2 separate regions of the Homo sapiens genome follow, and region 2 is linked to region 1. A link is an interaction called in ENCODE POLR2A ChIA-PET data of the cell type or tissue named here. Cell type or tissue: A673. All regions are shown on one strand. Each heading gives the region's core, and the rest is flanking DNA. Links, peaks and the distances in the headings are about the cores only. Region 1 holds the start of ZFP42 (ZFP42 zinc finger protein). Region 2 has its middle 36 kb from the start of LINC02434.

Region 1 (12,092 bases), core at 3,949-8,948:
CTTTCAGCTAAAAAAAAAAAAAAAAGAAGAAGATAAAATATTTAAGTTCCAAATCAAATATGGTTTGAGTCCCTGATGCTCACATATTTACTCATATTGATCCATTTCCAATTACACACATAAACACATTTTTCAAACCTTTCTGACCATTACAAAATGCTGGTCACTACCCACTAATTGGTTCCAACTTATAATGAAAATCATAGATTTAAATCCTAAAATTAAAAGAAAACTATACATAACTGTGTGTCCCACAACTGCTTATTTTATACCTTTTTCTTTGCCCAAATAAGGTGGAACCTGTATTATTTACAGGCTGATATCATTTGTTCTCATCATTTCAGACATAATATAAAACAATAACCAGTTCTACAATTTCCCTATTTAGACTATATAGACCTTGTAAAACCTGGAGGCTCCAATGTGCCTCAATGATATTTTCCTGGACAGATGTGCATTTTAAAGTATTGGTTTAAAATCCACATTATGGATACAAAAGACATCTAAAGGCTGATGATATGATATAAAATACATCCCTAAAAGCCAAGTAATTCCATGTAGGAAGGGATAATATTGAAGTTTCTGAAAGAAAGGCTTTCTTACAAGCGGTGATTCTTGATTTGAGTCTTGTAAAAGGTATAAACTTGGAATGGGAGGGTGGTAAATTTTATAGAAAGGGTGATATTAGCGAGGATATCGCAAGGCGTAAATTATACTTTCTAGGCTAGAACTGGAATGAGATTGTGGAGTTCATATCTGTGCATTAGCTGTGTCCTAAATGCAAAATGGCCTCCTGGATCAAATCCTAGAAGAAATAAAAAGTACATGAGTGGAAAAGCATGATGAAGACCAAATAAAGTCTGGAGCTTGGTTGACAGGATTGCACCATTGTTGATTCTGTATTTTGATAAATGTACATTGGTTGTGTAGGATGTTAACATTAGCGGAAACTGGGTGAAGTATATATGGAAACTCAATGTACTATCTTTGCAACTCCTCTATAAATCCAAAGGTATGTCAAAATAAAAAGAAAAAAAGACCACACCGTCTGAGGTTGACTCAAAAGATTTTGAGGGAAAATTTGAGTGATGGTCTAAAACAAAATGGAGCAAGCTCAGAAAATTTACTCCAGATAAGCCCAATTTTAGTAGGTTTCTTAGCAGAAAGGCAAGGGGTGTTTGGGGAAAGGGAGGTTATGGGAATAGTTGTCTTAGTCTGTTCAGCCTGCTATAAAAAAAAATTTGAGTAATTCATATTTATTTATTATCTTTTTGAGATGAAGTTTCCATCTTATCACCCACGCTGGAGTGCGATAGCACAATCTCAGCTCACTGCAACCTCCGCCTCCCGGGTTCAAGCGATTCTCCTGCCTCAGCATCCTGAGTAGCTGGGAATACAGGTGCCTGCCACCACTCCCGGCTAATCTTTTGTATTTTTACAAAAGATTGTCTCTTTAGTAGAGACAAGGTTTCACCATGTTGGCCAGGCTGGTCTCAAACTCCTGACCTCAGGCGATCCACCTGCCTGGGCCTCCCAAAGTGCTGAGATTACAGGCGTGAGCCACTGCCCCCGGCCAAGTAATTTTTAAACAACAGAAATGTATGGCTCATAATTCTGGAGGCTGAGAAGTCCAAGATCAAGGTGCCAGCAGATTTGGTGTCTGCCGAGGGCCCACTCCTCACAGACGGTGCCTTCTGTGTGTCCTCATAAGATGGAGGGGAAAAGGGCTCCCCCACGCCTCCTTTATAAGGACACCAACTCCATTCACCAGGGCGGAGCCCTCAGGACTTAACTACTTACCAGAGGCCTCTTGATACCATCACATCGGGGCAGGTTTCAATGCATGGCTTTTGGAGGGACACAAACATGTAAACCATAGCAACAGTCCATTCTTAAAAAGAAGAAAAAATCTGGCCAGGCGCAGTGGCTCATGCCTGTAATCCCAGCACTTTGGAAGGCCAAGGCGGGTGGATCACCTGAGGTCAGGAGTTCGAGACCAGCCTGACCAACATGGAGAAACCCCGTCTCTACTAAAAATACAAAATTAGCCAGGCATGGTGGCACCGCGCTTATAATCCCAGCTTACTCGGGAAGCTGAGGCAGGAGAATCACTTGAACCTGGGAGGCAGAGGTTGCAGTGAGCCGTGATGGCACCACTGTACTTCATCCTGGGCAACAAGAGCGAAACTCTGTCTTTAAAAAAAAGAAGGAAAAATCTTATGAAACTGCCAAACATAACATTAACAAATCACTGTCAAAGTCTGAGGAGAATCTGGGGTCTAAAAAATAGCCTTAGGCCCTATACTTAGACCCACTGCTAAATTCTCACAGATAATCAAATGAGACCATATTTATATGGTTATAGCTTTCATGTAAAGAGCACAAAAGTTTTTGAAAATATACAACAGGACGATAAGTCTCATTCTTCTCAGTGTGAAGTACCAAAAGGCTTCCATGTAGATTTTAGATTCTACTTAGATTGTTTTTTGAAAAGCAGAGTTAAATATGCCTTTTAAAAATCATACTCTACTAAGATATCAAATTCCAAGTGGAAACATACATTACTGACTGGTGGGTTATTCTTTTTTTCACAGAAACTCTAAAAATATGTTTAACAAGCTCTTTAGGCCAGTTATGGTGGCTCACGCCTGTAATCCTAGCACTTTGGGAGGCCGAGGCAGGTGGATCACAAGGTCAGGAGATCAAGACCATCCTGGCTAACATGGTGAAACCCCGTCTCTACTAAAAATACAAAAACTTAGCCGGGCGTGGTGGCGGGCGCCTGTTAGTGCCAGCTACTCGGGAGGCTGAGGCAGGAGAATCGCTTGATCGCTTGAATCCAGGAGGCAGGGAGGCGGAGGTTGCGGTGAGCCGAGATTGTGCCATTGCACTCCAGCCTGGGAGACAGAGCCAGAGTCCATCCAAAACAAAAAACAAAAAACAAAAAAACAAAAAACAAGCTCTTTAAACAACTGACTGAACTTGGCAAATTAACTTTATCTTTACATTTTGTATCAGGATAGCAAGATTTGGGTTCTAAACTCTGCTCTGTAAACTAATACCTATAGGGCTTTGAATAAGGCATTTGTCACTACTGACTTCACATTTCCTCATCTATAAAATGGATAATAACAATCCCTAAGGTGCTATCAAGATCAAACAAGCATGTAAAAAGGCATTACAAATCATAGCCAATAATAACATGGAGAGATTTCTTAAATGAAAAATACAACTACAGAGTTTGCAAAATACCTTAATGTAAAATACTATATTAGACCACAGTGACGCATATCAAAGGAGCAAGATGGGTTCTTTTGTTGTTGTTTTTGTTTCATTTATTTTTTTATTTTTTTATTTTTTATTTTTTTATTTTTATTTTTTTTTTATTGATCATTCTTGGATGTTTCTCGCAGAGGGGGATTTGGCAGGGTCACAGGACAATAGTGGAGGGAAGGTCAGCAGATAAGTGAACAAAGGTCTCTGGTTTTCCTAGGCAGAGGACCCTGCGGCCTTCCGCAGTGTTTGTGTCCCTGGGTACTTGAGATTAGGGAGTGGTGATGACTCTTAAGGAGCATGCTGCCTTCAAGCATCTGTTTAACAAAGCACATCTTGCACCACCCTTAATCCATTCAACCCTGAGTGGACACAGCACATGTTTCAGAGAGCACAGGGTTGGGGGTAAGGTCACAGATCAACAGGATCCCAAGGCAGAAGAATTTTTCTTAGTGCAGAACAAAATGGAGTCTCCTATGTCTACTTCTTTCTACACAGACACAGCAACCATCCGATTTCTCAATCTTTTCCCCACCTTTCCCCCCCTTCTATTCCACAAAACCGCCATGGTCATCATGGCCTGTTCTCAATGAGCTGCTGGGCACACCTCCCAGACGGGGTGGTGGCCGGGCAGAGGGGCTCCTCACTTCCCAGTAGGGGCGGCCGGGCAGAGACACTCCTCACTTCCCAGATGGGATGGCGGCCGGGCAGAGGCTGCAATCTCGGCTCTTTGGGAGGCCAAGGCAGGCGGCTGGGAGGTGGAGGTTGTAGCGAGCCGAGATCACGCCACTGCACTCCAGCCTGGGCACCATTGAGCACTGAGTGAAGGAGACTCCGTCTGCAATCCCGGCACCTCGGGAGGCCGAGGCTGGCGGATCACTCGCGGTTAGGAGCTGGAGACCAGCCCGGCCAACACAGCGAAACCCCGTCTCCACCAAAAAAATACGAAAACCAGTCAGGCGTGGCGGCGCACGCCTGCAATCGCAGGCACTCGGCAGGCTGAGGCAGGAGAATCAGGCAGGGAGGCTGCAGTGAGCCAAGATGGCAGCAGTACAGTCCAGCTTCGGCTCGGCATCAGAGGGAGACCGTGGAAAGAGAGGGAGAGGGAGACCGTGGGGAGAGGGAGAGGGAGACCGTGGGGAGAGGGAGACCGTGGGGAGAGGGAGACCGTGGGGAGAGGGAGACGGAGAGGGAGACCGTGGGGAGAGGGAGACCGTGGGGAGAGGGAGAGAGGGAGAGGGATTTTTGTTTCATTTTTTTCGTTTGTCTTTGGAGATGGAGTCTCGCCCTGTCGCCCAGGCTGCAGTGCAGCGGCACAATTTCGGCTCACTGCAACCCTTGCCTCCTGGGTTCAAGCAATTCTCCTGCCTCAGCCTTCCGAGTAGCTGGGACTACAGACGCCCGCCACCACGACTGACTTTTTTTTTTTCTTTTTTTTTTTTTAATTTTATTAGAGACAGGGGGTTTCACCATGTTGCCCAGGCTGGTCTCCAACTCCTGAGCTTAGGCAATGTGCTGGCCTCGGCCTCCAAAAGTGCTAGGATTACAGGCATGAGCCACCACGCCCAGCCAACACTTGGGTTCTAATCTGAGTTTAGAAACTTATTCCTGTATAAAGTTTCTTTGTGCCTCGGGGTTATTTTAAAACGCAAATGAAATTATAATAACAGTAATAATAACTATTTTAGAAATTTGATTTCAGATAAAATGAGACTGTGCGTGTATTCAATTTATATTAGCTAAATCAAATAGAAATAAGCTGAAGCTCTAATAATGAAATAATGTTTTACAAGTTTAAGGTTAATAAGCATTTATAGATAAGGCATGTTTTCTTACAATATTCCGTTCCCAGGGCTCCTGGACTGAAGATCGAAGTTCTTCCCATGGCCTACGGGGTCCCAGAGTCTGGGCCTGCATAGCCTCTCCACACTCGCCTCCACTCATCTCAGGTCCTTCCATAACTATTCCCTCTCCTGTCAGGGAGGCTCTGCCGTCCACGCTGATTCCTGCAGATCAGGGAAACCTCCCCTAACTTCCCGGCTCTCCTATGTGGCTCCCACAGCACCACGCACCTCTCCTTCATTGTGCTAATAATAGCTGCATTGTGACACTTACAATCATGATTATTTGGCTGGTATCCTCTGACTGTCTTTATTTACAATGTGGATATTTTGTTCTCTATAAATTGTTGCGTTGATTTTGATTCTTTTACATGCCAGGTTAAAATATTACTAATACTGATTACTGAGGGTGTTTTGTTTACAAGTGAGTTACTCACCTCAATCTAGTTCTTACCCTCCTGTTCTGACCTGGCCATTCCGCATTCAAACCCCAGGAGGCCAGGAATACGTATCCACCAGGGCCTAGAACCTCCGCCTGTGTAGGGGAGAAACTCAAATCTGTATAGAGTGAATTAATGCATATCTATAGTTTTTGCATTTTAAGGGTTTTAAGGAAAATATTGATTTGTAACACAGATAAAATGGTCGAAATACAAGTGTTTTAAGTGACCATGATGTTACTGGCAGAAGAATCACTATGACTAAAATTCCAGCAATGGACAACACTTTTTCTATGCATAACCTCTTTGTGGTCAATTTCAAGACAGCCCACTTCTGTTTCACGGTTTAATTGGTTCTCGAGCTCATTTAGGAGAAATTCAATTTCCTTTGAGCTGAGTTCATATCACAACAGATGAGTTCATTCGTTTTGGTTTCTTCTTCAGGCCCATGGAAAGGAAAGCTAAACGATAATGGGAGCAAAAATAATCTATGGAAGAGGTGGAGTGTGAAATGTAAAATTAGATTTTCTAAACATGCTGTCTCTAATGCCCAAACAGAGCCACACCCAAGCGATCAAATGGAATCAGTGGTAGGGGAGGCGATTATAAATCAATCTAGTTTATGGGATGCACTGTGTGAATGGTTAAGGGAGTGATAAAGGGTGGTTTCCGACAACCCAAAGAAAGGATCCTCGGCTTGAGCTAAGTGTGTGTGTTTCCATCTAGTGAGGAAAGGGGCTTTCAATGACATTGCCACTTAAAGGCTTACAAAGAAGGTTCTGGTCAACATTCTTCGGTTCATTGAAGTATTTCTTATCGAAACCCAAATGTTAACATTTTTATCTCCAAGGGAAACAAAAAAAAAGGCTGGTGGAATTCCCCTGTAGTTTCTAAAGAGGCCACAGCAAGGCGCCATAGAGACAGAAGGAGGGAAGTTGAGGGAAGTCCTTCTGACTGGTAAATCGGCTTTCTGACCCTCGTCTGCAAATAATACATTCTAAGGTAAGGAACTAAGGAAGCTTTATTGAAATCGGATTTCAAATGGAGAGGTCCTGCTATGCCTACTGGAGGAGATCAGGGAATAATAAATATTTCCTTCATTGAAAATTATATCCTATTGGCCAGGCGCAGTGGCTCACGCCTGTAATCCCAACACTTTGGGAGGCCGAGACAGGCGGATCACCTGAGGTCGGACCAGCCTGCCAACATGGAGAAACCCTGTCTCTACTAAAAATACTAAATTAGCCGTGCGTGGTGGTGCATGCCTGTAATCCCAGCTACTGGGGAGGCTGAGGCAGGAGAATCACTTGAACCAAATAGGCGGAGGTTGCAGTGAGGTGAGACGGTGCCACTGCACTCCAGCCTGGGGGACAGAGAAAGACTCCGTCTCAAAAAAGAAAAAAAAAGAGAAAGAAAAGAAAGGAAGGAAGGAAGGAAGGAAGGAAGGAAGGAAGGAAGGAAGGAAGGAAGGAAGGAAAATTATATTTTATTGGCCAACCTCAAAATTGAAGCTTATTCAGAAACAGATTTAAAAAAAGAAAAAAGTGGAGAACTGCTCCCAGATATATATGCAGAAAAGCTTCAAGTCAACATTTAGGAGGTTTTTAAATATCGATCTGGGTTTCGTTCTAATGGTCTGGGTGTACTTATACGACCTATTACATTTCACTAGACTGTAGCCAATAGTGAGCGTTGACTGACCATTGCTTTCAAAGTGAGTTGTGTTGCCTTTAGCAATACAGTCACATTAATGGCCAGAAAAAGAAAAAAGAAAACAAACACTGGGGGTGTTTGAAACAACTGGGGGTAGGGTGGGGTGGGAAAGGTGTGGGGGTTTGCGTTCGAGTCAACCTCTATTTCGGGGGGTAAAAACTGCCTCCTCCGCTTGATTTTTTTCCTCGATCTGCAAAAGCGTAAATGTTTTGTTTTGTTCTATTGAGATGGAGCCTCGCTCTATCACCCAGGCTGGAGCTTAGTGGCGCGATCTCGGCTCACTGCAACCTCCGCATCCCGGGTTCAAGCGATTCTCCTGCCTCAGCCTCCTGAGTAGCTGGGATTACAGGCGAGCACCACCATGCCTGGCTAATTTTTGTATTTTTCGGTAGAGACGGGGTTTCGCCATGTTGGCCAGGCTGGTCTCGAACGCTTGACCTCATGTGATCCCCCCGTCTCGGCCTCCCAAAGTGCTGGGACGACAGGCGTGAGCCACCGCGTCCGGCCTAAAAGGGTAAATGTGATTACACCCACGCGTATTTGTTCAACAGACATTTATTGAGCGCTCACCACGTGCCAACGCCGGGCGTCTGGGCTCTGGAGGCGCTGCCACGTGGCGGATGCGCAGTGCCCGGCGGCCGGGCTGAGGGGTGAACGCGGGGGTCAGGGGGCCCCGGGCTGAGGGTTTGCGTGCGGGCCGGGTGCCTGGGGGCCCCGGGCTGAGGGTGAGCGCGCCGCCCAGGTGCCAGGCGGCTCCGGGCAGAGAGTGAACGCGCGGGCCAGGTGGCTCCAGGGCGGCGCCCCAGGGCGGGGCCGGCCACGCCCTCCCTAACCCTGGCGGAGCTGATGGGTGGCTGTAGCCTGATTAGACCGCGTCAGTCCGGAGGGTGGGTCTTGGGAGGGGGCGCAGGGCAGTCCACGTTTCCACTGCAGTTTCTCCTTTGTTTTACGTTTGGGAGGAGGTGGCATTGGAAATAGCAGAGTGCTTCGCGGTAACAGGGGTGAGTCTTGTTTCATGGAACTTTTTTCAAATGGGGAGAAGGGGGTTGTGTTGCTCACTACTTGGAATGTGTCGGTCAAAGGGGTTAGATAGTCAGGGAGGGGAAGCGTGTTCTCATCCTGGGACCAGGCCGGAGCCGGCCTCGCCGGGAGACTTGTAGCCCTCGCCCTGCGGTGACCCGTGGCTGGCCACTGGCCTCAAATGTTGAAAACGGGCAGATGGGCAAGTAATACACTCTCAAGAAAGCAAGTGTCTGGCGGTGATTTCCTAAATTGCATTTTTTATTTTATTTCAAAACTTCATGTAAATATGTTTCCTTACAATATCTGGCTAAGTCTTTTCTATATTAACATGCTTACATTGTGATCAAGACACCAGTCTCTTCCCTTTCTTTTCCTCTCCTCTTATCTCTGGAGATGGCAATACCCCCAACTCAAATTACTCTAGCAAAAAACCTAGGAGACTCTTTCTTTTCTTTTTTCTTTTTTTTTGGAGACAGTCTCGCTCTGTTGCCAGGCTGGAGTGCAATGGCGCGATCTCGGCTCACTGCAACCTCCGTCTCCCGGGTTCAAGGGATTCTCCTGCCTCAGCCTCCCAAGTAGCTGAGATTACAGGCGCCCTTCACTGCGCCCGGCTAATTTTTGTATTTTAGTAGAGACGGGGTTTCACCATGTTGGTCAGGCTGGTCTCGAACTCGTGACCTCAGATGATCCGCCCGCCTCAGCCTCCCAAAGTGCTGAGATTACAGGCGTGAGCCACCGCGCCGGGCGAGACTCATTCTTGATTCCTGTTTCCCTTCCGCTCTTCATCCAATCCACCGGCGAGCTGCAGGGCGAGGGGGTGGTTCTTTCTCCTGTTTTCCCGCTCTCCCTGCATTTCATCTCCTCTGCCGCCATCTGCTCCAAACCCCTGGCAGCCCTTCGCGGGATTCCCAAATCTAATAGATTTTTCTGTTCTCCCCAAATCCATTCTCCATGCAGCTGTCCGGCCCATCTTCTAACCTAAAAAAACTTGCTGTTTGCTTGTTGGAAGCCCTGTAATGGTTTCCTTGGGACCTGGGATGAAATGCAAATGGTCCCGGGGCTCACCGTCAGCCCCGCGCCTGGGCCTCGCCCCAGCCCCCACCTTCCTGCCCGCCATAGCTGTAGGGAGCATGGAGCATGGAGCGTGGAGCGTGGAGCATGGAGCATGGAGCGTGGAGCATGGAGCATGGCCTGCAGCCCCCGGGGAGCGCCGGCAGCCTGGAACCAGCAGGCTTCGCTCGTCTCTTCCCACCCCCGTGCACTTTTCCTCCTGCCCACATCTGGCTCCGATGGCCCCCTCCTTGGGGGCCTTTTCCAGACATTCATGATGAAGGTGGCGTCCTCGGTTACTTCCCCTCTCATATTCTTTTTTTTTTTTTTTTTTTTTTGAGACAGAGTTTTGCTCTTGTCGCTTGGGCTGGAGTGCAGTGGCACGATCTCGGCTCACTGCAACCTCCGCCTCCTAGGTTCAAGCGATTCTCCTGCCTCGGCCTCCCGAGTAGCTGGGACTACAGGCGCCCGCCACCACGCCCGACTAATTTTTTTTATTTTTAATAGGGTTTCACCATGTTGGCCAGGATGGTCTCGATCTCCTGACCTCGTGATCCGCCCGCCTCGGCCTCCCAAAGTGGTGGGATTACAAGCGTGAGCCACCGCTCCCGGTCCCACCCCGCCCCGACCTTTTTTTTAATAGCATTTTTCTCAATCTGACATTTTTTGTTTATTTGCCCTTTACTGTCTGTCCCACACCAAACTTTGTGTTAACGAGGAACTTTGCATCTTTTTCCCTAAGTTCAGCACCTAGAACGAATACTAAATGTATATGAAGATTTCGTCCACATCCGCTTTTACCAGTATGTTTTCCATGTACAGTCAAGTTCCATATAAGGCCGTTTCAGTCAGTGAGCAACCCCACGTACTATGGTGGTCCCATAAGATTATAAAAGAGCTGAAAAATCCCCATGGCCTAGTGACATCTTCATGATCCTGAATTTGTGTAGGCCTAGGCTCATGTGTGTGTTTGTCTCTTCGTTTTTAACGTAAAAGTTTTTAAACAGACAAAATTTTACAGAATAAGAATATAAAGAAAAAATATTTTTGTACAGGTGAAAAAATGTTTGTGTTTTAAGCTAAGTGTTATTACAAAAGAGTCAGGAAGTTTGCACATTTTTAAGTTTATAAAGTTAAAAAGAGTCTGGGCGCGGTGGCTCACGCCTGTAATCCCAGCATTTTGAGAGCCTGAGGCAGGCGGATCGCCTGAGGTCGGGAGTTGGAGACCAGCCTGACCAACGTGGAGAAACCTCATTTCTACTAAAAATACGAAATTAGCTGGGCGTGGTGACACATGCCTGTAATCCCAGCTACTCAGGAGGCTGACGCGGGAGAATCGGCTGAACCTGGGAGGCGGAGGTTGCTGTGAGCGGAGATCACGCTGTTGCACTCCAGCCTGGGCAACAAGAGGGAAACTCTGTCTCAAAAAAAAAAGTAAATAAATAAATGAATTTAAAAAGTTACAGTAAGCTAAGGTTAATTTATTATTCAGGAAAGACAAATTTTTAAATAAGTTCTAAAATTTGCCTAAGTGTACAGTGCTTATAAAGCCTACAGTTGTGTACAGTGGCGTCCCAGGCCTTCATTCACTCAACACTCACTCACTCACTCATCCAGAGCCACTACCAGTACTGTGAGCTCCATTATGGGAATGTGCCTACACAGGTGTACCATTTTTTATCTTTTGTACAGTATTTCTTCTGTTTGGATATGTTTATATGCAAATACTTACTGTTGTGTTACAGTTGCCTACAGTACTCAGAACTGTAACATGCTGTGGAGATTTATAGCCTAGGAGCCATGGGCCCTACTGTGTAACCTGGGTGAGTTGCAGGCTGTGCCATTCGGGTCTGCGTAGCTACACTCTGTGATGTTCACAGGATGACACAGCAACCTAAAGATACATTTCTCAGAACATATTCCTGTCTTCGAGTGATGCATGACTAGTTATTTCTGCTAACAGAAATTGGCTTGCCATATAAATAGTTTTCTTTTAGTAAATTAATAAATTACCATTTCAATGTTATATGTCATCCTCACAAGCTTGTATACTGCTATGAGAAATAGCATAATGCTCGGAGATCTGACAAATAAGAATTTAGCTTAGAAAGGTAAGGACCATACTTGAACCTTAGTAAATTCATAAAGAAAACACCTCTCTTAGGAGATGCCTTTCTTTTTTTTCTGTCACCCAGGTTGGAGTGCAATGGTGTGATCTCAGCTCACTGCAACCCCTGCCTCCCAGGCTCCAGCGATCCTCCCACCTCAGCCTCCTGAATAGCTGACCACCAGCACACTAGGCAAACCCACCCCACTCACGGCCTCCCTTGGGAATTCAGACCTAACCATCGCTGAGCTGAAGTGTAGGTGTGGTCTGATTAGACTCATTTTTTCTTTTTTGTAGAGATGGGGTTTCACCGTTTTGCCGAGGCTGGTCACCAACTCCTGGGCTCAAGGGATCCACCCACCTCAGCCTCCCAAAGTGCTGGGATTGCAGGCATGAGCCACCATGCCTGGCCTTAGGAAATTCCTTTCTATGTAACACCCTGCATCATTAATAGCCAGCTTTTTTGAAACTTCTACATTAAATTGTCTAAACTCTCAAATAAATTCCTAGTAAAGTAATTATATAGGGTTGTTAAATCAGAGATCAACAGCACAATGACTAATGCATACTCATGATTTCATCTCACTAGACAAATGTACTGAGGCTGGAGCCTGTGTGAACAGAACAGAAGAGGCCTTCACTCTA
Region 2 (12,092 bases), core at 4,581-9,580, 200 kb after region 1:
CTATTTTACAGAGTTTTGGCTTCCTGCATAGTCTCAATTTTCTCCAAGTTACTTATTATTGTTTGTTTGTTCTATTCTATTTTTAAGGTGAGAGGCTGTCTTCAGTTGCCTAGAGACACATGGTTGTCTGCTCATAATTAAGATTGGGGTATTAGTGGCTGGGCGCAGTGGCTCACGCCTGTAATCTCAGCACTTTGGGAGGCTGAGGGAGGTGGATCACCTGAGGTAAAGAGACTGACACCATCCTGGCCAACACAGTGAAACCCTTTCTCTACTAAAAATGCAAAAATTAGCCGGGCCTGATGGCGCACCTGTAGTCCCAGCTACTTGGGGAGGCTGAGGCAAGAGAATCACTTGAACCTAGGAGGCAGAAGTTGCAGTGAGCCAAGATTGCACTATTGCACTCCAGCCTGGCGACAGAGCAAGACTCCATTCCCCCCACCCCTCCTAAAAAAAAAAGATTGGGGTATTAGCAAATTGATTGGGCAAGGCTTAAGCCTAGCCCCATTGCAGAGAGATTTAGTCAGGCTGACTTGTTGAAGCCTCACTATGCCAGTCTCTAAATTTTCTTCCTTGGATAGGTCAGATTTCTCAGAGAAGTAGCTTCTTGTCTGCTTGGAGGACAAGATCCTGGATATCAGGCAGGCATTCTGCATATCAGGTGGGGGAAGAAGGCTGGATACGTGAAATTCTGTATGTGAGCAAAATCCAGTGTGATCCCTTTCTGTTAATGTGGCATCTCAGGTCTTGTCTGGTGATCCTCTGATCTACAGAGAAGAAACCTCCATCCAGCCTTCTGTTGGATGACGTGAGCCAATTGCTCAAACAGACCTTCAGCTTCTTGGAAACAATCCTGTGTTTAATTGCACTTCCTAAGATTCCTGGAGCCAAAAATTACTGAGCCTTTTGGGAATTCTGCAAGCTGGTTACTTCTGGCCTTTTCCTACCACTGGCTTAGTATTTATTATGTTCGGATTTGCTCATTTAAATATTACTTCCTTTTTTCCTTTCAGAATTTTGGTGCTTTTTATTTCTTTTCCAGGTTTTTGTTCTTGTGGGGTTTTATCTTCAAAATAATCCCTCTGTATCATTTCATGGTATTTTTGGAAAGATTTGGTATTTAGACAACTATCATAAAATGAAGTCACCTTTGTTTAATGGCCTTATAAAAACATTATGCTGTGAATATATAAGAATTTACTTATCCAGTCAAATATTTTGTTTTTTTAAGTATGTTGTTAGACAATTAGAAAATGTCCCAGTTGAAGACTAAGAAATGCTATTTCAAATTTGTGTTTATTTTACTATGTGAACCTTGAGCATATTTTTATTAGTTTAGAAAACATTTGTTTTTCTTCACTTGATCTTAGCCAAAAGGCTGAGAAGAAATGACATTTGTTTTTCTTTAATGTGAACTACCTATCATGCTTTTTCCCTCATTTTTCTGTTGAAATTTTGGTGTTTCTCTTCTGAAATTTTATGTCATGTGCTATTAGTAACACATAATTCCTTTAGGCTGACTCTGAGCACACTGCCTATGAGTTAACCTGCTCTGCAAGGAGCAGCACTGTTCAGTCAAAGCTGCTGTCTAGGCCGGGCGCGGTGGCTCACGCCTGTAATCCCAGCACATTGGGAGCCCAAGACAGGCGGATCACCTGAGGTCACGAGTTCGAGACCTGCCTGGCCACATGGTGAAACCCTACTAAAAATATGAAAAAATTAGCCGGGCGAGGTGGCGGGCACCTGTAGTCCCAGCTACTTGGGAGCCTGAGGCAGGCGAATCATTGGAACCCGGGAGGCAAAGCTTGCAGTGAGCCGACATCGCATCATTGCACTCCAGCCTGGGCGACAGAACGAGACTCCGTCTCAAAAAAAAAAAAAAAGCCTGCTGTCTGACACCAAAACAATGGACATATTACAGTTTGGTTTTGGTCTTTTGGCTTCACTTATGTTGTATGCTTCTGTGTGTTTGTAAAGTAGAACTCTAATAAAATTTACTTTTAACTTCTTCAAACTGAATATTTATTGGATGAGAAAATTATAATATCACTTGAAAACGTTGTAATGTTTCAATAGTTTTCAATTTTGTCTCCATATTAAAAATGTTTTCTAATAACACTCCTAACATATTCTGAAATAAGACATCAATAAGGAGCACACGATCTTGTGAACACTCATGACGTGATGCACCAGCCCGTTCCCTTGTCTGCCCCAGCTTCATGCCACTGCTCCTCAGTCTCCTCCTCACCCCCCAGGGGCTCCCCTCTTTCCGCCTTTCAGGTCCTCTCAGCTCTTTCAGAGGCGCAGAGTGGTGTAGAATGAAGATTCTGTGGGGGAGTCATAACTTAGAGTCTTCCACTTGAAACCCAAACGAAGAAGTGTGGGGAGAGAAGGCTGGGGACAGATTACTGGAGATTGCCAGTACCCTAGAGTCAGGGGGAGCAAGAGGAGCCCCTGGGAGATACTGAAAAGGAATGATTACAGCAGTCAGAAAAAAAGTTGTCAAGACAGCACCACAGAAATTAAAAAGAAGAGAGTTGACTGGGCGCAGTGGCTCATGTCTGTAATCCCAGCACTTTGGGAGGCTGAGGTGGGCAGATCACGAGGTCAGGAGATCGAGATCATCCTGGGCAACATGGTGAAACTCTGTCTGTACTAAATATACCAAAATTAGTTGGGCATGGTGGCGTGTGCCTGTAGTCCCAGCTACTTGGGAGGCTGAGGTAGGAGAATCACTTGAACCCAGGAGGCAGAGGTTTCAGTGAGCCAAGATCACACCACTGCACTCCAGCGTGGCAACAGAGTGAGACTCCATCTCCAAAATAAATAAAAAATAATAATAAAATAAAAAGAAGAGAGTTTTTAGAAGAATAGTTGGAAGAACTAACAGTTTTAGAGATATCAGATAATAATACCACCAGCAGTAGTCTGCTGGAGAATTCTATCCTGATCAGAGGAGGGTCATTCCTTTTGTTCTAACCGGGCCTTCACCTGATTGGATGGGGTCCACCTACAGTCTAAAGGATAATCCTCAGAGTTTATTGATTTAATGGTAATCTCAGGCAAAACCACCTTCCAAATAGACACACAAAATTAACTGTCATGGAGTGGTAGAGAAAAAATGTACCTTTTCAGTGAGATGAATAGAGAAAGAAAGGGGAATGGTGCAATAAATGAGATGATCAATTGGGGAATTAAGTGGACTAGAGAAAAAAACAATACTATGCCAGAAGTTTTTCTTTTTTATTATTTTGTTTTTTAAAGATGAATGAAACATAAGCATGTTGTTTTGCTGGGGAGACGCATTAGCAGAGATGAAGAGCAGGAAGGTTTTCAGGGTCGTAGTGTCGGCTGTCACTTCTGAGCCTCAATTTTCGCAGATTCTCACAAGAACTTCTGGCCCTGATTCATGGATTTTTGCTAGCTATATCTACTAGTATCTCCCACCATTCCATATGCAATACAGTTAAGTTTATTTTTTCCATTTCCCTTTATCAAAACCTTCCCCTAATTTCACCTTTCACATGTCTGTCAGTGACGTCAGTAAACGTCCAAAGGTCTATGACCTTGCAGAAGAAATCACAAACGCACGCGTGAACATGAACTGTTTCCCCTTAAGAACTCTACCTTGTTATTAGCCGACCGTGGTGGCGGCCGCCTGTAGTCCCAGCTACTCGGGAGGCTGAGGCAGGAGAATGGCATGAACCCGGGAGGCGGAGCTTGCAGTGAGCCGAGATCGCGCCACTGCACTCCAGCCTGCTGGGCGACAGAGCGAGACTCCGTCTCAAAAAAAAAAAAAAAAAAAAAAAAAAAAAAGAACTCTGCCTTGTTGATTGTACATACTTACTGGAATCTTTTATTTTTTATTACCAGGATTTGCGGTCGCAGGTCTTTTTTCCTGATCACAGTATTGATATATCATGAGAACCATCAGGATAGCTCCCTAAGGAAAGGTTTCTCAGGAGGTTTTGCAGAGGGGGAGTGATTTTCATGATTCTTAGCAGTTCTTGAAGAGAGAATGCAGAATCTCAGCTCCGGTATTCCATGGAATCTCTGTTGTTTTATTCGCAGAGTCGCTTTGCCCATTTTTCCTCCTTGCATTTATTAGAGAGAAAGGCATCTGGTTATCACCATTGGCCTAAAAAGATTTAGTAATTAAGGATCTTCTTAAAATTCGCATTCTATAGCATTAAGATACACAGATGAGAAGGTGTTTCATGGAAAATAAACTTTGCAAGCAAAATATAAAAACCCATTTATAGTAGGAAGAATTGTGAGTCAGCTAGCTATCTCAACCCTTCAAGGCACACAGAGCACCACAGAAGTGAATTACACTGAATTATCCAATATTTGAATCTTGCCGCTGATTGAAAAATGGTAATTTTTACAACAAAATTGACTAAATAAAGTGTTGCTCCATTTGTACACTGGAGAATATACAGCTATTATAGAAAAGGTGGAACATCTATAGAGATGCTCGTCAGCCAACAGTGGGATTACTTCTCAGTAAATCCATTATAAATTGGAAATACTGTAAGTCAAAAATGCATTAGGTACCCCCAAGTAACCTGACTTGATCACTACACATTCTCCGCACATAACAAAGTATCACACGAGCCCCATAAATATGTACAAATATTATGTATCAATAAAAAAATGCCTTTAATACCCCTAGCCTCCTGAACATCAGCGCTTAGCCTACCTTAAGTGTGCTCTGAACACTCACAGCAGCTACATCTGGGCAGAAGCATCTGGCAACACAGTGCACTGCAGAGTACTGGCTCCTTACCCAGGTCATCACATGGCTGACAGGGAGCTGTGGCTCGTTGCCACCACACAGCATTGAGAGAGTATTCTGCCTCTTTCTACTGAAGCATATTGCTTTTGCATCATCTTAAAGTCACAAAACTGTAAGTCAAACCATCATGTCAGGGAATGTCTGCACACATTGATAAAGAAATTTTCCCAGGGCCAAGCGTGGTGGCTCACGCCTGTAATCCCAGCACTTTGGGAGGCCCAGGTGGGCAGGTCACCAGTTCAGGAGATCGAGACCATCCTGGCCAACATGGTGAAACCTCGTCTCTACTAAAAAAAAAAAAAAAAAAAAAAATACAAAAATTATCTGGGCATGGCAGTGCATGCCTGTAGCCTGTATTCCCAGCTACTTGGGAGGCTGAGGCAGAAGAATCGCTTGAACCCAGGAGGCAGAGCTTGCAGTGAGCTGAGATCGTGCCACTGCACTCCAGCCTGGTGACAGAGCGAGACTCTGTCTAAAAAGAAAGAAAGAAAGAAAAATTTCCAATATCCACTGGAATATAAAATGTGCAAAAGGCAAAAGTACATGGTATAATATACTCCATGTACTGGAAAAATATGTTCATACATTGAAAAGAGATTTCTGAAAAAATGTCCTAGAAACTGGCAGCAGCGCTTGTCTCCAAGTAGAGGGAACTAGGTGGCTGGGATGTGGAGAAAGGCAGGAAATCTACTTTTCCTTATATGTGCTTTGGATTTTTTGAATTATGTACATTTTAAAACATGTACTTCCAGTACATGTTTTAAAAGGAATGAAAATTTTCATTATCAATTTTGGGGAAGAAAAGCAAAGAAGCAGCAGAGACACAGGGGCAAGAACATAAGGTAGTTTGCGAAAGGTGGGATTGTGACGTGCTGGACCTCCAGCATCCGTAGTGATGGTCACCCACACGAATAAGGCGGGCCTGGTCTGGGCTCCAAGCCAGAAGTAAAGGCTGTCACTGAGCCAAATCCTTTAGAGGCCATTCAAAACTTCCCTTTATGTAGCGGCACAGTACCTGAGATACAACCTGTCCTCTATGAATGCCATTTTCACCTAATGACTGCTGTGAAGAAGAGTCTAGTGATCTTCTAGAAGAGTCTACAGCTTACAGTGGCCTGCAATGCTGGCTATGCAACAGGCTGTCCTGTGATGTCTTAACAATATAGCACTGTGCGGTCCCTCCCTGGAATTAATAATCAAAGTTTCCAGAGCTGAGGTCCAAAAACCACTGGATTGCAGTTTTTAACAGGCAGGTAGGTAGCAGGCAAGGAGAAGGGGTTGGCTTAGTACCAGGAAAATTAAATGAAGAAAGTGAGGCATCTACTCTAAAATTGGATCCTTCTTTCCTGACCTGCCTTCAGCTCGGGACTATGAACACAGTCTCTGAAGAGCCCTATGTGCTTCTTGCCAGAACATTTTTCTGAAAAAATAATAATAGCTGCCATTCATTGAGCACATGTTTTATTCCAGCACTGAGCAAGGAGTTTTAGATTGCTGACTTTCATTCTCACAGTGCCTCAGCGAGGAAGGCATATCTGTTTTACAGATAAGCATCGCAAGCTGAGAAAAGTAAGATAACTGCCCGAAGTCAGGAGAGCAGTGGATCTCTGTATTAATTACTCTGCTGGACTGCCTTTAAGTTTCAGAGACTTGCGAGCTCAGAGGAAATCCCGGACTCTAGGAATCGGGTAGGGGGATTGGATTTGGAGGGCCCAGGAAGCTGGCTGCATGCCGCGTGCTCGGGGGTGCTCTCTGCCAGAGCCTGAAGCCTTGAGCTCCACTTCTGCACGGCAGCATCTCAGACTCCAGGGCCGTGCTCACCTTTGCACAACACCTTTACTTTCACATTAGTGCTTTGCCCTTACAGGGGTCGGCTAGGCTAGCAGAGAGATTAGGGATGTTTACTGGGGAGAGAAGCACATGATCACAGTTAAGAGGCTTAAGTTACATTCCCCTCCAGTTCCTACCCACTCACATTGAGATGTGAGAGGGTCAGGGAAGTGCTGGGTAGAGAAAGGTGGGTCCCTGGCTAGGGGTCCACCCTCAGGCCTGTGCCCACAGACCTAGGTGAGGACAGGCACTCCTGTCTTCGTGCCCAAATACTGCATTTTCCAAGACCACCCTGGCCCACTACGGCCCCGACCTGTGCCTATAAAAACCCTGAGACCCTAGCAGGCACAGACACAACCCACTGGACTTTGAGAGGAACATGCCCGTGTTAGAGTACACAGGCAGCTGGACGTCCAGAGGAGCAGAGTGGGGAAGAACACGCTGGCAGGCCATCAGCCGGCGGAGATGGGGGGCCGAGGGGAATCTGGCCGGGGCCGTTGGAGGGGAGTCCGGCCACCCAGCGGCCCGACTAAAAGGGAAAATCACCTTCTAAATCCATCCCCTTCCCCCTCCCCACCCACCTGCTGAGTGCTACTTCCTCCACTCAATCCCACTCCATCCCCTTCCCACTCCCCACCCACCTGCTGAGAGCTACTACCTCCATTCAATCCCACCCCATCCCCTTCTCACTCCCCACCCACCTGATGAGAGCTACTTCCTCCATTCAATCCCACCCCATCCCCTTCCCACTCCCCACCCACCTGATGAGAGCTACTTCCTCCATTCAATCCCACTCCATCCCCTTCCCACTCCCCACCCACCTGCTGAGAGCTACTTCCTCCATTCAATCCCACTCCATCCCCTTCTCACTCCCCACCCACCTGATGAGAGCTACTTCCTCCATTCAATCCCACTCCATCCCCTTCCCACTCCCCACCCACCTGATGAGAGCTACTTCCTCCATTCAATCCCACTCCATCCCCTTCCCACTCCCCACCCACCTGCTGAGAGCTACTTCCTCCATTCAATCCCACTCCACCCCCTTCTCACTCCCCACCCACCTGCTGAGAGCTACTTCCTCCATTCAATCCCACTCCATCCCCTTCTCACTCCCCACCCACCTGCTGAGAGCTACTTCCTCCATTCAATCCCACTCCATCCCCTTCCCCCTCCCCACCCACCTGCTGAGAGCTACCTCCAACATTCAATCAGACCTTGCACTCATTCTCCAAGCCCACGTGTGATCTGATTTTTCTGGTACACCAAGGCAAGAACCCAGGGTACAGAAAGCCGCCTGTCCTTGCAATAAGGCAGAAGATCTAATCGAGCTGATGAACACGACACCTACAGATGACGAAAGCTGAGAGCACCCTGTAACACACGCCCACTGGGGCCTCAGGAGCTGTAAGCATTCACCCCTAGACACTGCCATGGGGTTGGAGCCCCACGACCTGCCCGTCTGCATGCTCCCCATACAGGTCTGAGCAGCAGGGAACTGAAGTCAGCCACTCCCCGTGTTGCACGCCATGTGAGGGGGACAAGGGAACTTGTCCCGTTTCAACATGAGGAAAACTCTAGAATTAGTCCATTTGAAAAATTGAGGCCGTGGTGCCTGGCGCAGTGGCTCACACCTGTAATCCCAGCACTTTGGGAGGCTGAGGCAGGTGGAACATGAGGTCAGGAGATGGAGACCATCCTGACCAACATGGTGAAACCCCGTCTCTACTAAAATACAAAAAATTAGCCAGGTGTGGTGGCGGGTGCCTGTGGTCCCAGCTACTCGGGAGGCTGAGGCAGGAGAATCACTTGAACCCGGGAGGCGGAGCTTGCAGTGAGCCGAGATTGTGCCACTGCACTCCAGCCTGGGCAACAGAGTGACTCCATCTAAAAAAAAAAGAAAAAGAAAAAGAAAAATTGAGGCTGTATCTCCTCACCATCTCTGACAGCCCTGCTCTCCTTGGTCCCCTCTCAGGAAGCCCATGCATCAGGACCCCCACCCTCCAGAGGTGTTCTGCCCATCCCTCCTCACACAGCTCCCCACTTTCCCAACTCGCCACTATGACCCCAGACAGTCCATTGTTTGGTGCACAATTTATCTTAAACTTTTGAAATCTTCACTGAATATTTTTTTTTCTATCCTCTTGCTTTAACTAAAACTTGGATATCCACTGAGCACAGTGATTGCCTATAATTCTTTTTTTTTTTTTTTGAGTTGGAGTTTTGCTCTTGTTGCCCAGGCTGGAATGGAATGGCGTGATCTCGGCTCACAGCAACCTCCACCTCCTGGGTTCTCCTGCCTCAGCCTCCTGAGTAGCAGCTGGGAATACAGGTGTCCACAACCATGCCCTGATAATTTTTGTATTTTTGGTAGAGACGGGGTTTCGTCATGTTAGCCAGGCTGGTCTTGAACTCCTGACCTCAGGTGATTCACCTGCCTTGGCCTCCCAAAGTTCTGGGATTAGAAGTGTGAGCCACCGTGCTCAGCCAGTTGCCTATAATTCTTTAGATTGAAGCAGCTTATTATTTCACAAACTAAAAACTTCAGAGTGGCTACTTTCATAAAATTGTTCTGCTGCCTGAGCGTGAGGCCCGTTCCTTTTGAGGCTCACAGCCTCCAGGAAGCCTGCCTGTAACTTCCCTCATGCTCATCCAGGACTCCTTGCCATTCTACACTACTCACTGGAGATTTAAAAGCCAGGGTCACTTTTTTCTCCACCCTGAACCCTGTTGCATCATCCGAAATGACTTCAGTGTTCATGGGGTTGCCACATTATGCACCCGAATTTCTAAGTTCCTTGGCCTCCTTATCTTGAGAGACAATGGATTTCATTTCATTTCAGCCACGGCTTCCCACTGGACTTTGCCATAAGAAACTGTACTATGAAATCTGAAGTTTAAGTTACTGTGTTCACAATTTATCACTCCGAAAACTCTCCTATTATATCTCAAAACTCTGTCATGCCCAAATCCCTGTCTGTTATAAATTAAATGTCTACCTTTTCTGCCTTTTCAAATGGGAGGATCAGAGGTACTGGTAAAGAATTTCACAGCTTTAGAGATGAGTGCCGCTCTGTAACTGCATGGTATCTAAGCTCGATAATCAGGAGTCCCTGTCTCCTTAGCCACCTTGATCTCATTCTCATCAGGAGATACTTCAGACATTTTCTATTCTCTTCTGACCACCAAGCTCATTTCATCCCCTGCAGTTAACCTTGCAGACACAGAAAAGGATTGCCCACGCTGTTCTCACTCCCACAAAATCAGCCCTGCAGAAGAATCCCTATCCACGCCCACCCTTTCCCTTTTCTCCCCTTACAGTGACACGGCATATAAAGCTAATGCTTTCTACTTCATTATATTTTTTTAAAGCCTGTGCTCTGAATTGTATTTCCTTCCACTAACTCAGTAAGTGTAGTCTTAATGATGACATCTCCCTGCTATGTTTTCAACCTTTGCTTACTCATCAGCATGAAAGCGTATTTATTTCCTTCCCAACTTGAAAAAACAAAACTCCGGTTCCTTGGCTTCATACACCTTTTTAAAGTGTTGTCTATTTAGTTGTAACTGTTGTCTCCATCATCCCATTAAACTGTTTTCCCAAAGAATGAAAACCTACTTGTTGCTGGGTCCAACCCTTTAAAAGCTTTACTTCTATTTTTACTCTATCTTAACAGCTAAATTGTTTTGAATTCCTAGACACCACTGCTGTCTCTACACCACACCAAGCTCTCAGGCTATACTTCTCCATCTTCTTTCTAGGCATCTCTTTCTCTAATATATATATATATATATTTTCTCTAATATATAAATATATATATATATATATATATTTTTTTTTTTTTTTTTTTTGAGATAGAGTCTTGCTCTGTCGCCCAGGCTGGAGTGCAGTGGCATGATCTTGGCTCACTGCAAACTCCTCCTCCCGGGTTCGAGCGATTCTCCTGCCTCAGCCTCCCGAGTAGTTGGGATTACAGGCACGCGCCACCATGCCCAGATAATTTTTCTATTTTTGGTAGAGACGGGTTTTCACCATGTTGGCCAGGATGGTTGCGATCTCTTGACCTTGTGATCCGCCCGCCTTGGCCTCCCAAAATGCTTGGATTACAGGCATGAGCCACCGCGCCTGGCCTTTCTCTGTTCTTTAAAAGCTGTTCTTCAGGTTTTGGTTTCAGCACATCAATCTCCTTTCTTTACTGCATTAAACAAAGTTTATGGGGGGCCGTTGTTGGGACTGCGCTCCTACACTGGGCCCCACAGACCCGTCCAAGCCACATAATCAAGCTGAACTTCAAAACCGTCGGCTTTCCAAAAACAGGAGACTTGCAGCCACCAATCAGAAGGGGCCCAGTTGACCTGAGCCGGCCTGGTAAACAAGTACCCTTTGCTTTAACCTTATGAGAAAAGTAACTTTTGAAATTAGCAGTCTGCTTTCATCCCAGTTTCTGCCTTCCTCAGTCCTTCTCTGCCTATAAAGCTAAACCCACACGTTCAGCTCATCACAGCACCCACGCTATTTTGTAAAATGAGATGGTGTCTGGTCCTATAATAGCTAATAATAGCCAATTAAATTTCAACTAAATTTGTTGTTAATTTTTTTAACAACCAATTTATTTTTATGGCTTCAATTTCATCGCTCCCAAATCATTTTCTGTAACTAAGTCCTTTCTCCTGAACTTCAATCCTACATATCCAGCAAGTCCTGTAGACTTCCTCCCAGGAACCTCCAACTAAATGTTGCAAAATATTAACTTACAGTCTTTTCCCTCTAGCCTGTCTTTCTTTTTTTTTTTTCCTTTGTTTTTTAATCCATTTTTTAGCTTTATTGAGGTATAATTGACAAATTAAAATCGTGTATATTTAAGGCGTACAACATATTTTGACATAATACACACTGAGGTAATCACTACAATCAAGTTAATTAGCATATTTACCCCACTAGCCTTTCTTTTTCCTCTTCTAATACAGATGAATGACATCACCAACAATCCAGTTTCCAAAGCCAAAAATTCTTCTTCTCTTACATTATATCTAATTCATTCTGAAAATTTGAAAATTCAGTCTCTGAAGCTGCTCTTAAAAGAATTCCCTTCCTAGTCAGGCATGATGGCAAGAGCCTGCAGTCCAAGTTACTTTGGAGGCTAAGGCAGGAGAATCCCTTGAGCCTAGAGTTCAAGTCCAGCCTGGGCAACATAGCAAGACAGTTACTGAAACACTTCAGCCTCTGTGTAGGTCCTGCTGCTCGCCACACAGAAAGTCAATGACTGAGACGATGAGTATTGCCAAGGAAGATGGCTTTAATCTTTGCTGCAGCCAAGAAGATGGAACTCAGTCTCAAATCCATCTCCCTGTGGTACTAAAACCAGAGGTTTTTATAGCAGGGAAGAAATGTAACAGTGCGTAAGAAAACAGGAACCAGGGAGGGGCAAGGAAGCCATCATGATGAATGAGGCGTTCAGCATCTCAT

What was found. Peaks named below come from ENCODE experiments on the same cell type or tissue, not always from the same donor. Only the 100,000 strongest peaks of a DNase experiment are listed, where the experiment ranks them.
Region 2: POLR2A ChIA-PET joins it to region 1 with 23 read pairs; 2 of 35 experiments call an interaction of 5 or more read pairs at or near these places.

What each region holds. Positions count from the first base shown.
Region 1 is chr4:187,987,573-187,999,664 of GRCh38, forward strand. ZFP42 (ZFP42 zinc finger protein) reads left to right here and starts at 8,199. Exons shown (of 4, transcript NM_174900.5): 1 at 8,199-8,268; 2 at 11,536-11,701; 3 at 12,037-12,092. LOC124900881 (a long non-coding RNA gene) reads right to left here and starts at 5,307. Exons shown (of 3, transcript XR_007058513.1): 1 at 5,110-5,307. RefSeq lists enhancers at 7,387-8,366, 8,367-9,348, 8,963-9,257. In A673, for the core only: a CTCF peak has its summit at 6,443; DNase peaks (open chromatin) are centred at 6,489, 6,899 and 7,029.
Region 2 is chr4:188,189,816-188,201,907 of GRCh38, forward strand. No RefSeq gene overlaps it. Among named protein-coding and RNA genes, the nearest start is that of LINC02434, 36 kb to the left of the region's middle. RefSeq lists an enhancer at 6,085-6,783. In A673, for the core only: no CTCF peak of the experiment used is centred there; DNase peaks (open chromatin) are centred at 6,486 and 7,886; H3K27ac peaks cover 1,696 bases.